Linked DNA regions of Homo sapiens: region 1 is linked to region 2. The links are chromatin contacts, found by Hi-C in ENCODE. All regions are on one chromosome and are shown on one strand. The core of a region is the stretch at or near the end of the contact, and the rest is flanking DNA. Distances in the headings are between cores, read along the strand shown.

Evidence for each region. Hi-C counts contacts between places; a loop is a spot of excess contacts on that map. Pooled maps may share reads with other maps.
Region 1: a map of sigmoid colon shows a loop between it and region 2 (3-fold over the local background). The contact joins the promoter of CTNNA1 here to the promoter of CDC25C in region 2. A Hi-C loop is called at or near these places in 1 of 168 maps with a recorded cell type or tissue (sigmoid colon), 2 of 37 single-sample maps with no recorded cell type and 11 of 50 pooled maps.

What each region holds. Positions count from the first base shown.
Region 1 is chr5:138,748,763-138,755,695 of GRCh38, forward strand. CTNNA1 (catenin alpha 1) reads left to right here and starts at 4,663. Exons shown (of 18, transcript NM_001903.5): 1 at 4,663-4,748. It overlaps CTNNA1-AS1 (CTNNA1 antisense RNA 1), which reads right to left and starts at 5,162. Exons shown (of 2, transcript NR_134244.1): 1 at 4,761-5,162. RefSeq lists a silencer at 4,553-4,992 and enhancers at 4,696-5,263, 5,264-5,830.
Region 2 is chr5:138,329,802-138,337,110 of GRCh38, forward strand. CDC25C (cell division cycle 25C) reads right to left here and starts at 2,003. Exons shown (of 14, transcript NM_001790.5): 1 at 1,794-2,003; 2 at 1,186-1,417. The coding sequence starts at 1,379. It overlaps LOC100128966 (a long non-coding RNA gene), which reads left to right and starts at 2,304. Exons shown (of 4, transcript NR_146628.1): 1 at 2,304-2,384; 2 at 3,632-3,727; 3 at 5,584-5,684; 4 at 7,073-7,309. RefSeq lists enhancers at 1,161-2,114, 1,826-1,955, 1,966-2,015 and a silencer at 2,066-2,325.

The sequences.
Region 1 (6,933 bases), core at 3,413-5,912, 420 kb after region 2:
GCCAGACTGGAGATGAGTCACCACATAAAGGTCACTTCTCAGGTCTCCGAATCCCAGGGTAGTTAATTTACCCACAAACCTACATGTATCTCTCCCCTATCTTCACACTTGCCTTTCTTTTTTCCTGGTTTACGTGTGTGCCTGTGTGTGTGTGTGTGTGTGTGTGTGTGTGTGTATTGACACAGGGTCTCAATCTGTTGCTCAGGCTGGAGTGCAGTGGTGCAATCTCGCCTCACATCAAACTCCACCTCCCTGGCTCAAGTGATCCTCCCACCTCAGCCCTCTCCACATAGCTGGGACTACAGGTGCATGCCACCACACCCAGCTAATTTTTGTATCCTTTGTAAAGACAGGGTTTTGCCATGTTGTGCAGGCTGGTCTCCAACTCCTGAACGCAAACGATCCTCCGCCTCAGCCTCCCAGAATGCTGGAATTACCGGCATGAGCCACCGTGCCCAGTCAGTTTACCTGTTTTAGTATCTGTCTTCATCATTACCTTTAAGTGGTGTGAAAACAGGGATCAAGTCAGTCTCAGTTTTTATTCACTTCCTCAGCACACAGCAAGTGCCTGGGATATAGAGAATGCTCCAGCCTTCCCTGGTAAGCTTTTCACGATTTCTCAGGAGTAGGAAACTGACTCTCTTTAGGCACACTGCAAATCTCTCATATCTTCCTGTCACCTTACCCTTCTTTTCCCAAAACAAACCCTGTAATTTCATCTTCAGGGTCCCATGCTTAGAGAGATCCCATGCTGGCTGGGCGCAGTGGCTCACACCTGTAATCCCAGCACTTTGGGAGGCTGAGGCAGGCAGATCACAAGGTCAAGAGATTGAGACCATCCTGGCCAACATGCTGAAACCCCATCTCTACTAAAAATACAAAAATTAGTTGGGCGTGGTGGCAGGCGCCTGTAGTCCCAGCTACTTGGGAGGCTGAGGCAGGAGAATCGCTTGAACCCAGGAGGCGGAGGTTGTAGTGAACCGAGATCACACCACTGCACTCCAGCCTGGTGACAGAGCAAGACTCCGTCTCAAAAATAAATAAATAAATAAATAAAAATAAAAAAATAATAATAATAAAGAAAGAGCCCATGCTTGGTTTAATACTCTGCTGTTGCTGTCTTAAAATGGTTAATAGTTTTTGAACAAGGGGCCTTAAAATTAAGAATCTTGTCCCGAGTGAAATGATGAATATACAAAGTTATGGAGCATAATCCTTTAACTCTGTCTCTTGTTACTTTATCCAAATACTTTATTGACTGATTACTATTGTGTTAGGCTGTTCTTGCACTGCTAAAAAGAAATACCTGAGACTGTGTAATTTATAAAGAAAAAACAGGCCGGGTGCGGTGGCTTATGCCTGTATCCCAGCACTTTGGGAGGCTGAGGCAGGCGGATCACCTGAGGTCAAGAGTTCGAGACCAGCCTGGCCAACACGGTAAAACTCCGTCTCTACTGAAAATACAAAAATTAGCCGGGCGTGGTGGTGTGCACCTGTAATCCCAGCTACTTGGTAAGCTGAGGCAGGAGAATCGTTTGAATCCAGGAGGTAGAGGTTGCAGTCTGGGTGACAAAAGTGAAACTCCGTCACACACAGACACACACACACAAAAAAAAAAAAAAAAGAAAAGAAAAAAGAAAAAACGTTTAATTGGCTCATGGTTCTGCAGGCTGTATAAGCAAGGCCTGGGCATCTGCTCTACTTTCTGGAGAGGCCTCAGGGAACTTTTACTCATGGTGGAAGGTGAAGCTGGAGCAGGCACATTACATGCTGAAAGCAGGAGCAGGAGGGGGCTGAGGTGCCACATCTTTTTGTTTTTGAGACAGGGTCTCACTCCGTTGCCCAGGCTGGAGTGTAGTGGCACAATCATGGCTCACTGCAGCCTCAATCTCCCCAGGCTCAGGTGATCTTCCCACCTGAGCCCCCCAGGTAGCTGGGACTACAGGCACACACCACCATGCCTGGCTTTTTTTTTTTTTTTGAGACAGACTTTTGCTTTTGTTGCCAAGGTTGGAGTGTAATGGCGTGATCTCGGCTCCACCTCTGCCTCCCAGGTTCAAATGATTCTCCTGCCTCAGCGTCCCGAGTAGCTGGGATTACAGGCACATGCCACCATGCCCTGCTAATTTTGTACTTTTAGTAGAGATGGGGTTTCACCATGTTGCCCCAGGCTGGTCTTGAACTCCTGACCTCAGATGATCTGCCCGCTTTGGCCTCCTGAAGTGCTGGGACTATAGGCGTGAGCCACGGTGCCCAGCCTGCTTGGCTAATTTTTTTGTATTTTTTTGTAGAGATGGGTTTTTACCATGTTGCCCAGGCTGGTCTCGAACTCCTGGGCTCAAGCTATCCGCCCACCTTGGCTTCTCAAAAGTGTTGGGATTACAGGTGTGAGCCACTGTGCCTGGCCGGTGCTACACTTTAAAACGACTACATTTCATGAGAATTCCCTTAGTACCTGGAGGACAGCACCAAGCCATGAGGGATCCTCCTCTATTACCCAAATGCCTCCCACCAGCCCCACCTCCAACACTGGGGATTACATTTCAATGTGAGATTTGGGCAGGGACAAATATCCAAAATATATGAATTATGTTCTGAGTTAGCCAGGTGAAGTAGAGGGACGCCAAAGCCACTCTAGGCAGAGGAGACTACAGGAGCAAAGACCCTGCAGCCAGAAACAGGACAGGGGTAGTTGGACAAGAATGACCTTGTCAGGGTTTGCCTTTTTCTTTTTCTTTTTGAGACAGAGTCTCACTGTGTTGCCCAGGCTGGAGTGCAGTGGTGCAGTCATGGTTCACTGCAGCCTTGAACTCCCAGGCTCAAGCGATCCTCCCACCTCAGCCTCCCAAGTAGCTGGGACTACAGGTAGGTGCCACTACACCCAGCTATGTTTTTGTATTTTTTTGTAGACAAGGGTTCTATCATTTTGCCCAGGCTGGTCTCCTGAGCTCATGTGATCCACCCATCTTGGCCTCCCAAAGTGCTGGGATTACTTGTGTGAGCCACTGTGCCCATCCTCTTTTTCTTAAAGGTTGTTCTCTCCCCACTTCATGGTCCTATTGCCCTTTGTCAGCATCTGTTAACTAGCACAGGCCCACAGTACTTTGAATTACAGTGGGCACATTCACCCACAGATGTTCACTAGGCACTCCCTAGGGGATGGGCAATGTGCTGGGTGCTGCAGGAGATACAGCTCCTGCTTTCCAGAAGTTTATATTCCCTTGGGGGAGAGGGAGATGTGAGGAGTAGAGGGTAAACACGGTAAGGGCAGGTCTCCCTAGCACCCTGCTCTCTATTCAGCACAAGGCCAGCAGTGGACATCGTCGTCTTGCATTATTCAGGTTTATAGGCCAATACTGAAATCTATCTTATTCATCATCCCGTGAGCAGGGGAAACATCATTAGGGTTTTCTATACCAGGATGATAGTGAGCATGTAGTAGTTTTTGTTTTTTTGTGTTGTTTGTTTGCTTTGTAATTTTGTTTTCTTTTGTTTTTGGAGTATTCACTATGAAGATAAGAAAGGGTAAGAATAAAATGCCCCAAATGACCAGAGGAATAGAGATAGAAGTCAGGTCCCTCAAATTTGTTGGAGGAGGGGGACAAGCTGGGAGGGGGGACGTGCTGGGGGCGGGGCGGGAACAAGCCCAAAAAGGGACAGCTGCTGCGGTGCCTCTTTTGTGTTTGTAAATGTCCTCCCCGCAAGGTGGCTCTAGCCTGTAATCCCAGCACTTTGGGAGGCTGAGGAGGATTTCTTGAGCCCATGAGTTTGAGACCAGCCTGGCAACATAGTGAGACTCTGTGTCTGTAGTTCCAGCTACTCCGGAGGCTGAGGTGGGAGGGTCGGTTGTCCAGGGATTTGAGGCTGCAGTGGGCCGTGATCGCGACACTCCACCCCAGCCTGGGCGACAGAGGGAGACCCCGTCTTAAAAAAAAAAAAAAGTCCTTGATCAAGAGGGCTTCGGGTGTTTCCATCTGTGGAGTGAGGGGACGGGTTAGGTGAATTCTAGGGGCGCTTCCACCTCACATTATGAAAGGTCCTGAGAGTCAGATTCTAGTTCCACTGTGTCCCGAAGCTGTGGGGCCTTTCCTTAGCCTCCGCTTCTCCTTCTGTAAAGCCAGGTAGTTGGCCTAGATCACTTTTCCAGAAGACTGTGACTCCGGGACACCTGTGACACTCTTGAGGGGAGCGTGCCCAGTACCCCTGGTCGCGTCTCTGGGATTCCGCCGGGGTGGGGGCCCGCGCGAGGCCGCCCCTGAGCCTCACCTGTGCGCGGAGCGGTGACTCACCTGCCCTCGCGCAGCCCTCTCCGCCCGCGGGCTGTTCCAGGAGTCACCGCTCCTCCTCCCTCTCAGGGGTCACTCCCGGCCTAAGCTCCCACTAGGGGCCGGGGAGGAAGGAATTCTGAGGTGGGCGGCGGGGAGGAAGAGGTCCCTCGGGGGTCCCGGTCCGGCGTTGCCAGACTCTCTTCGCGGTGGGGGCCTTCCCTTTCCCCAAAAGCGGAGGCCGGAACGGCCGGGAGGAGCGGGCGGGGCGGCGGCGGGAGGCGCCGGGAAGAGCGAGTCGGAGGGAGGTGCCAGGAAGGGCGGGCGGGGCCGGGACAGGGGCGGGGGCCGCGGGCGGGGGGCGGGCCGGGGGCGGGGGCGTGGGGCGGCCCATTTCCTCCTCCTAGCCGGACTGGAGGGAGACAAAGCAGCGCCCGTCTGCTTCGGGCCTCTGGAATTTAGCGCTCGCCCAGCTAGCCGCAGGTAACTTCGTACCTCCCTCCTCGCGGGCGCGGTCTCTCGGGCCAGGCCGAGAGGGTCCTTGGGCCGGGCCGTCCCAAGCTGGGCCCCGCGAGCCGCGGGCGGGCGAGCGGGCGGGGCGCGGTTTCTTTGGCGACGTCGCCGGGAATTGGGCCCCGGGCGGGCGTGGGACCCGCGTCGGGCCGGCGGTCCCTTCCCCCGCAGGGCCCGAGTATGGGGCCCGGGCGGGCACGGCCGGCGCTTCCCAGCGCTCGGGAAGTCGGGGGGCCGCCTGGGCTGGGGAGGAGAAACTATAGGCCCAGCGCCGCCGCCGCGTTTCCTCTTGGAAAAGTTTTCTCGCGGTTTCCAAACTTTGTTACCGCGGCCTCGGCGCGCGCGGCAGCCCCGCGCCGGGCCCCTCGGCCGCCTTCCTTCCCTGGGGCGGCTTGTCTGGGAGCCGCTTTCCCGGGAAGTGATTGTCGTCCGGCTCCGAGGCGTTCCTGCCCCCTCCCCCTTCCCGGCCGCTGAGACTTCCCGATGGGGCGGCGGGGACGCGGGCTCGGCGAACCGGGAGGCTGGAGCCCGGGCTTCTCCCATACAGCTTCGCCGTAGGTGGGCCACACCCGTGTGGACTTTTGGCGTGACCGTCCACTTGGACTCGGGGATTACTCAGCTTTCCTGGGTTTCTTGTCGGTTGGACGCACTTAGCTTTCAGCCCTAGTTTTCAGGAGTGGCATTAGAGAGGTTTTTTTTTTTTTTTAATTGTTGTTGACTTTTAAAGGAGCGTGTGTGTGCGTGCGAGTGTGAAGCACTTGTTGGAAAAAATGTTGCCTGAATGAATGCCTGACCTTTGCTTGGCAGCAGTGGCTTCCCAGTAATGCAGGCGGCGGTTGGCCCAGTTCCAAGGTTGACTCCCTCTTACGTCCTCTTGCATCTTGGTGACATTTTTTTGGTGCGTGTGTTTTGTACAGAATTTACAATTATTTGGAAAAGAGCGAGATATGTCAAGTCTACGACTAAATTCGGGGCATTTTATATTTATGATGAAGGAAATGCTTACATCATTGTTGGGACAGGATAGGCATTTTGTGGAGCGAATATTTGTGTTTAGTCAGCAGTGATTTTTAAATACTGGACAGGTGGGTGTTACTTTAAGGAACGGAATTTATAAATCGAATTAATTAGGATGTGTTATTTTGTTTTACAGGAAGAATGAAGAATGAGTGTAGGAGTTACCTATAGTTTCTGCCTAATTATTTACCAATCTGGACTTTTGAACAAACATTTTTTTTAAAGACGGGGTCTCCGTCGCCCGGGCTGGAGCGCAGTGACACGATCATGACTCACTGCGGCTTCTGTCTCCTGGGCTCAAGTGATCCCCCCACCTCGGCTTCCGAAGTAGTTGGGACTACAGGCACGCGCCACCACATCCGTCTAATTTTTGTATTTTTGGTAGAGATGGTGTCTCGCTGTCTTGCCCAAGCTGGTCTCGAACTCCTGGGCTCAAGTGGTCCTCCTGCCTCAGCCTCCCAAAGTGTTGTGATTACAGGCCTGAGCCAGGGTGCCTGACCCCATCTGGATATTTATTCAGCGAAAGAATAATTTTTTAATCCACCTAAGAGCTCACAGTGTAATAGGGGAGACACACACCCCAGGTGTAGTACAGAGCGGACTGCAGTAAGTGCCTTAACAGTACTAATGAAACTATTGTCTGAGTCAAATCTTACCTAATAGTAACAACAAAAGAAACTTGTAGAGGCACGGAGAGGGGGCTAATAAGTTTTACTTGGGTAAGTCCAGAAAGGCTTTCAGGAGGTGGTGGCATTTGATCTGGATGAAACATGAGTCGAGTTTTTTTTAAGTGAAGGGAGAAAGTCATGAGAAGCATAAAAGGGCATAGGAGTTTGGGGAATTGTGATATCACTCTCCTGGTTTTCTTTTCCTTTTGACTCATCTCAGTTTCTTTCTTTTCCTCGCCCTCACTCTTTCCTCTCGTACCCAGGGTTCTTTCCAAAGTATCTTTGTCCTCCACACCACTGATGTGGCATCACCTTCACTCCCATCAGTGATATCTCATTTCATATAGTGACTTAGAGATGAGAGGTACCCTCCTCCAAGATGAGAATCACTGCTCTGTGCAGTCTCTTCTGTCATCAGCCTTATGTGCTAAAAGTCCAAGCCTTTGAGTGCAGGTGTGTCTCCTGACCCA
Region 2 (7,309 bases), core at 753-3,252:
CTCACTGCAACCTCCGCCTCCCGGGTTCAAGCGATTCTCCTGCCTCAGCCTCCCAAATAGCTGGGATCACAGGCGCCTGCCACCACGCCCAGCTAATTTTTGTATTTGTAGTAGAGATGGGGCTTCACCATGTCAGCCAGGCTGGTCTTAAACTCCTAACCTCAGGTGATCCACCCACCTCGGCCTTCCAAAGTGCTGGGATTACAGGTGTGAGCCACAACGCCTGGCCAAGCCTGTTCATTTGAAACACCCCTTAATGACTATCAGATCATCTGAACAGTGTCCAAATAAATCTAATTGCTTTTGGGAAATATATCAGACTGGGCTGAGAAAAATCTCCCACTACCATAATCTGTACTTTATTTTCTCCTTACCAACATACTGAAACAGATAATTTTTTTTTTTTTAAATGAGGCCCAGAGTTTATTGGCCGAGGGGGATCTTGACTCCACATTCCCGGTCCTGAGCACTATGAACACAGGCTTGATTTCTCCCTGGGGTCCCTAGTTTTTCTCAGGTACTACTTCTCTTTGCTAGTTGAGACATGGTATGATCAGAATTCAAAGTACAACTGCAATAACACTAATATTAATACTAATAAAGTGACCGACTCGTAATGCAGCGGTTTTCAAAGACTTTTCCCAGTTATCACATCATTTGATTCTCACAAGATCCTAGTAAGATAGGAAGCGATTATTATTTCTTTGTCTTTTCTTTTCTTTTTGAGATAGAGTCTCACTCTGTTTCCCAGGCTGAAGTGCAGTGAGGCGATCTTGGCTAACTGCAGCCTCCACCTCCCGGGCTCAAGCAATCCTCCCACCTCAGCCTCCCGAGTTGCTGGGACTATAGGTGCACACCACCACACTCAGCTAACTTTTAATATTTTTTGTAGAGACGGCGTCTTGCCATGTTGCCCAGGCTGGTCTTGAACTCCTAGACTCAGGCGATCCGCCCTCCTTGGCCTCCCAAAGTGCGGAGATTACAGGCATGAGCCACCTCGCCTGGCTGAGATTATTTCTTGTCACAGAAAAGAAGGTGAGACTCAAAAGGGTTACACAGTCAAGGGCAGAGTTGAGACTTAAAGCCTGACCTTTGAGCCGGGATAATTGAAAACAAACCAACAAACAAACCCAACTGTTTGGAAATAGCAAAGGCAATACAGTGTAAAAATAAAAGTATATTTACCCAGACAAAATGCTTAGGTTTGCAGAATCACCAAGAAATTTGCCCACTGGAGTTCTAGGGACATCTGGACAGACGGTAAAGGAAGTGTCTCTCTCCAGGAGCAGGTTTAACATTTTCCTTTGATTAGACCTAAAACTGGGTCCTGAGCCAGAGCTTCCTTCCTCTCTTGTGGATGAGAAGAGTTCCGTAGACATGGTCTTCGAATTCTCACCAGGAGAAAAACAAAACCTAGCTAGGAGGAAAACGTCATCTAAATCGGTACATCACAGTTCCCTCAGCTTTCCTAAACTCCTCCACCCTTTCCAGCCAGGCGAATCAACACTGGAAGAGGGGCAACCCCGAAGGGTGATTCACAGCCTGGCTTAAGGTTAGAACCTGAATTCACCGACGAGAGGCAACCTTAGGACCTTAAAGATGGAATGAAGAGAGGATTTTGACTTGTTCCACGCCACACAGCTCGAGACTCCTGACTAGAAAGAACCCGGGTCTCGTAACTCGCGATAGTCCCCATTCGGCCCTCCCAACCTCTGTCTGTGGGGGCCCGACTGGACCCTAAGGGGGACAATGGGGTCTCCGTGATTCCGTGGCGGAGACGGCTGCGGACTTACCTCAAGCCTGGAGTCTGAGGCTTGCCTACAAGAGGAGAGAAAGTAGATAGGGATCGGACACAGGCGAAGACTTGAGCAGAATGAAAGGAAATCTAGGGGAAAGGAGGTAGTTAACTAGATTGCAGCTCTGCCTTCCGACTGGGTAGGCCAACGTCGGACTCAGAGTCTTCCCTGAGCAGAAGGCCAAAGTTACGGCCTCTGAGCAAGAATATCAACAGCCGCAGGCGTTGACCATTCAAACCTTCCGCCAGCCCAGTAACCTATCCCCGCTCGCCTCTAAGCTGCGTCAGCCAATCTCCGCGCGCGCGCCCAGGGCCTCATGGCCTATCGTTGGGCTCGCAGATCACCTGGGGGCGTGTGCTTGCTCTGGAAATGGTAAGACTTGCCCCGCCCCATAGCCAGAGCAGGATAGTGTTTGGCCCACCAGCGTTAGGCAGGCTGCGGGGTAAGCTCCGCCTCACGGGGAGCCTGGCGCATCATTGGCTCTCCCTCTCACCAATCTCCACACCCTTTCTGTTTTCCTCGTTCCCTCAGCCCCACGAACCCCGGGAGATTTAAACCGCGCCTTACTAGTGATGTCCATTCACTAGGGTAATACTAGGAGAGATTATTTTGGGTGGAGGGTGTTGTAAGCGTTTCATTTTCTTCGCTTCTTTCTCGTGCCGTTTTCGCGGACGTTTTCTTCTAAGTTTTGCTGGCCTTCCACGGGAGATGGAGCGTTTGCTGCCGGCGTGGCAAGTGTTGGGGCGAGACGGGTGTGTGTGTTTATGCTGAGAGGCATTAGCCCCTTCCAAGAGCTTTGTTTGGTGTTTCTTTTAGTGTGCAGCATCTCAGAGACTCTAGCTCACGTGGGTAAAAAGAAATTCCGTTGCAGGGAAAGTGGAGGAATTAAATCATCTTGGTATAATCCTTATCGCAATCCAGAGGACCTCAAAGATTGGTTATTAATGAAAATTTGAACATTGACGAGGTGATATTTATAAATTATTGGCCGGACGCGTTGGCCCACACCTGTAATCCCAGCACTTTGGGAGGCCGAGGCGGGCAGATTACATGAGGTCAGGGGTTCAAAACCAGCCTGGCCAACATGATGAAACCCCGTCTCTACTAAAAATACAAAATTTAGCCGGTTGTGGTGGCACACACCTGTAATCCCAGCTACTTGGGAGGCTGAGGCATGAGAACTGCTTGAACTCGGGAGACAGAGGTTGCGCCACTGCACTCCAGCCTGGGCATTAGAGTGAAACAAACAAAAAGACATTCCTAATGTTAGGGATTTGCTTTTAAATAATCCTGTGCTGGGGGAAGGTATTGATGATACAAGATTGACCCTGACTGTTGAGTGATGGGGGCAGGAGGGTCCATCATATCTGTGCTTCTCAAGGTTTAATTTGCACACTAACCACCTGAGGACCTGCTAAATGCAGATTCTGATTCGGGATGTCTGGGTTGCGGTTGCGGCCCAAGATTCTGCCCTTCTAACAAGCCCCCAGCTGATGGTGAGGTAGCTGGTCCTACGACCATACTTTGCGTGGTAAGGTATTACCCCATACTTCTTACTTCAATGTATATTTGAAAATTTCCATAATAAAAATGTTCAAAATAACCTTGGAAGCTCTTTAAGATGTAGGCTCCAAAAACGATAATTCGATAGGTCTAAAGTGGGGTCATTATCAAGGCCCCCAGGTGCTACCCATGCAGACGGCTTGCAGATCATGCTTTGAGAAACAAAAGTCAAAATGCAACTTGTGTCTGTTGTCAGGATCTTGGTGGTGGTAGTGGCTGAGAGGCACAGTGTAGCCAGCTGGTTTTTATCCTAATACCCTTTTCATCTGCAGAACCTGCTTCCCCAGAAAGGAGATGTGTGAAGATTCTTTGTCCTCTAGGATACAGACAGTGAGTGTAGGAGTTAGCACAGAACCTTGCTATGCCAGGTGAGTTTGAAAATCAGGCTGGGGATTAAGGGAGTGTGGGATGAGTTGTTATCTGCTTTGACGACTACAGTATAATCACACTTTGTGGGAAATTGTATACTTCCCTGCAGGTGGGAAGTAGAGACAAAGTTATTCTCTATTGGTGGCAAAAGCAGATAGATTATGGCAAGTGCACACCTGGCTACCAGTGCTTTCTGCACCAGGTCCTCAAGTAAGTGCAGTTGTGGGTGGTCACAACAAAGGTGTCAGCCAAGTGGCTTTAGTTCAATGTCAGGTGATGGAAATATACTAAAATCTGAGCACTCTGACAAAGTTGCAGCATTCCTAAAACAAATTCTCCAAAAATCTAGCCCCAAAAATAAGTTTCTGAGATTTCTCAAATGGAACTTATACACCTAGCTCTTAAGAGTATTTTTTTTTTTTTTAAGATGGAGTCTCGCTCTCTCCCGGGCTAGAGTACAGTGGCGCAATCTTGGCCCACTGCAACCTCTGCCTCCTGGGTTCAAGTTATTCTCCTGCCTCAGCCTCCCGAGTAGCTGGGACTACAGGTGCCCGCCACCACGCCTGGCTGATTTTTGTATTTTTAATAGAGGTGGGGTTTCACCATATTGTCCAGGCTGTTCTGGAACTCCTGACCTCAAATGATCCACCCACCTCGGCCTCCCAAAGTGCTGGGATTACAGGCATGAGCCACTGCGCCCGGCCGCCCTTAAGACTTTTTACAGATGCAGTGGTGCGCCTGTAGTCCCAGCTACTTGGGAGGATCACTTGAGCCCAGGAGTTTGAGGCCAGCCTGGGCAACATAGTGAGACTGTCTCCTAAAAACAACAACAAAAAAACTTTTTTTTTTTGAGACAGTTTCTTTCTTGTTGCCTAGGCTGGAGTGCAATGGCGCAATCTCAGCTCACTGCAACCTCTGTTCAAGTGATTCTCTTGCCTCAGCCTCCTGAGTAGCTGGGATTACAGGCATGCGCCACCACACCTGGCTAATTTTTGTATTTTTAGTTGAGACAGGGTTTCGCTGTGTTGGCCAGGCTGGTCTCAAACTCCTGACCTGAGGTAATCCACCCACCTCGGCCTCCCAAAGTGCTGGGATTACAGGTGTGAGCCACCATGCCCAGCCAACAAAACTCTTAAAAGCTCTACGTTTGTTAATGAGGTTGTTTTCCTAGCAAACATTTTCACTATCTCCTCATGATTCCAGCTGGCTTAGCTAATTGCAACATACTTAGCTAATTACATGTAAGTTTACATGCATACATACAAACTGTGAAATGGTAGAATTATTTTAAAGGGAAGTCAAATATTGTCTTTTATATCTTGATTTATGAGGGTGTTGGAATATATCTAAGTTATCCTTCCCAGAAGAAAGAATATTAGGGAGGTGGGAAGTTTGGTGTTTAATCTGATTTGAAGATTTACTTTTTCTGTTGGATTGAGGGCATTGATCCTATGTCATCCTTGGGGAATCCCTATCTAGGCTCCTGATTCACTGTGATAAGCAGTGAGCTGTGTTCCTTCACCTTGACCTCAGTCTGACTCATACATGTTGTTGCCAGGGCACAGTGACAGCCCGGGCTTCACCCTGAAACACCAAACAAGAACAGGAGGTACAGCCATCACTCCTGGGATGCCCAGATCAGGCAGTGGAGAAGAGCCCTGCATTCCTGGGATCCTCCCAGCCAGCCTCTGCAGGGCAGAGGGGCTGAGGGGTGTGTTTTCTATTCCTGGTTCTTTTTATGACTGGTAGGCTTAGCCCTACTTCTCCCCACTTTGCAGAGGTTTAGCTTTCACTGGGTGAAAAGGGAAGGTCTGAATCGAGTGCATGTTCCTCCAACTCGGCTGTTCCTTCCTAGGCAGGGAATGAAGAGTCTTAGAACCAATGGATTCCACTCCTTTGGATGACCTCCTGGATGACTGGCTCCAGGCCCTGGAGCCCTCAGAATATGGATGGAGAGTATCCTTTGCTGAAACCCACTGGAGCAGGGTCACAGATGGGGTTTGGCCCATGAGGGCATAATTAAGATGCAGTTCAAAGCAGTGGCTCAAGAACAAAAGACTAAAAAGGGGGCAGCAGGGAAAGAGCAGGACATGAGTAAAAAATCCTTGGGAACTAAAAGTGGAATAAGGAGATTTAATTATGGGTAGGAGTGTTGGGCTGCACTGGGAGGCCATTTTATAGATGACGAAAGGGGATGTAACCTTCCTTTGAAATGAGGCCTGAAACTTGACTTGCAGGGTTTTTTTTTTTGTTTTGTTTTTTTTGTTTTGTTTTGGGTCTCAGTTTCTTTCAATGTTTTGCAAATGAGCCAATGCCTACTTTTAACTCAACCATTTAATTCATAATAATTAAATTATTAATTTAATTAATAATAAAAAGGTGAACAGCTTAGTGGTGAAAAGCAAGGGCTTTTAGACTGCTTTTTGAGAGTACCTTTGCCTACCATGTGGGCAGTCACTTAACTTCTTGGGCTGTTTCATTTGTCAAAGAGAAGGTTTTGTTTCATTTGATGATTGTAAGAAAAAATGAGAATATATATCAAAGTATGTAGGTCAAGTGTGGTGGTTCACACCTGGAATCCCAGCACTTCGTTTTTTGTTCATTTGTTTTTTTTTTTTTTTGAGACAGAGTCTCATTCTGTTGCCCAGGCTGGAGTGCAGTGGCACAATCTCGGCTCACTGCAATCTCTGCCTCCCCGGTTCAAGCGATTCTCCTGCCTCAGCCTCCCGAGTAGCTGGGATTACAGATGGGCGCCACAATGCCCAGCTAATTTTTGTATTTTTTAGTAGAGACGGGGTTTCACTTTGTTGCCAGGCTGGTCTCGAACTCCTGACCTCAGGTGATCCGTCTGCCTCAGCCTCCCAAAGTGCTAGGATTACAGGTGTGAGACACCACGCCAATCCCAGCACTTTGTGAGGCCAAGATGGGAAGATTGTTTGAGGCCAGGAGTTTGAGACTACCCTGGGCAACATAGCAAGACGCCTCTCTCTACAAAAATAGAAATAAATATGCTGGGCATGGTGGCACACCCCTGTAGTTCTAGCTATTCAGGAGGCTGAGATGGAAAGGATTGCTTGAGCCCAGAAGTTCAAGGCTGCAGTGAGCTGTGATCGCCTCAGTGCACTCCAGCCTGAGCAACAGCAAGACCCTGTTTTTACAAAAAAAAAAAAATGTAGCATGGTGTCTGGTACATAAGAGCAATTATTGGAAACCATGTGTCCCCTACTTCATGGCCCCTAACTCTGCTCCTTTTGCCAAGGGGAAATAAGCAGTGCAAGGTAAATCTTTCCACCCCTATTTTCTCAGTTAGTACTGTACCTCATTTTTCCTCTACTCTTTTTCAGTTTGTAGACTTGGTGGCTCCTGCCTCCTCCCCTCCCTGGCTCAGTGAGGACGACCCCCGCCACTGGCTCTACTTTCCAGCTGATCACAGCTATTTACCTGTCCCAGTCTTGAGTAAGGCACAAAATATTTACAGAAAACAGATGTCTTTCAGAGGACTTGCTGCTAAGTGTAATAGTGAAGATTACTTGCATTACTGCTACTTTCCAATCAATTAAAAAAAAGAAATAGAAAACTTT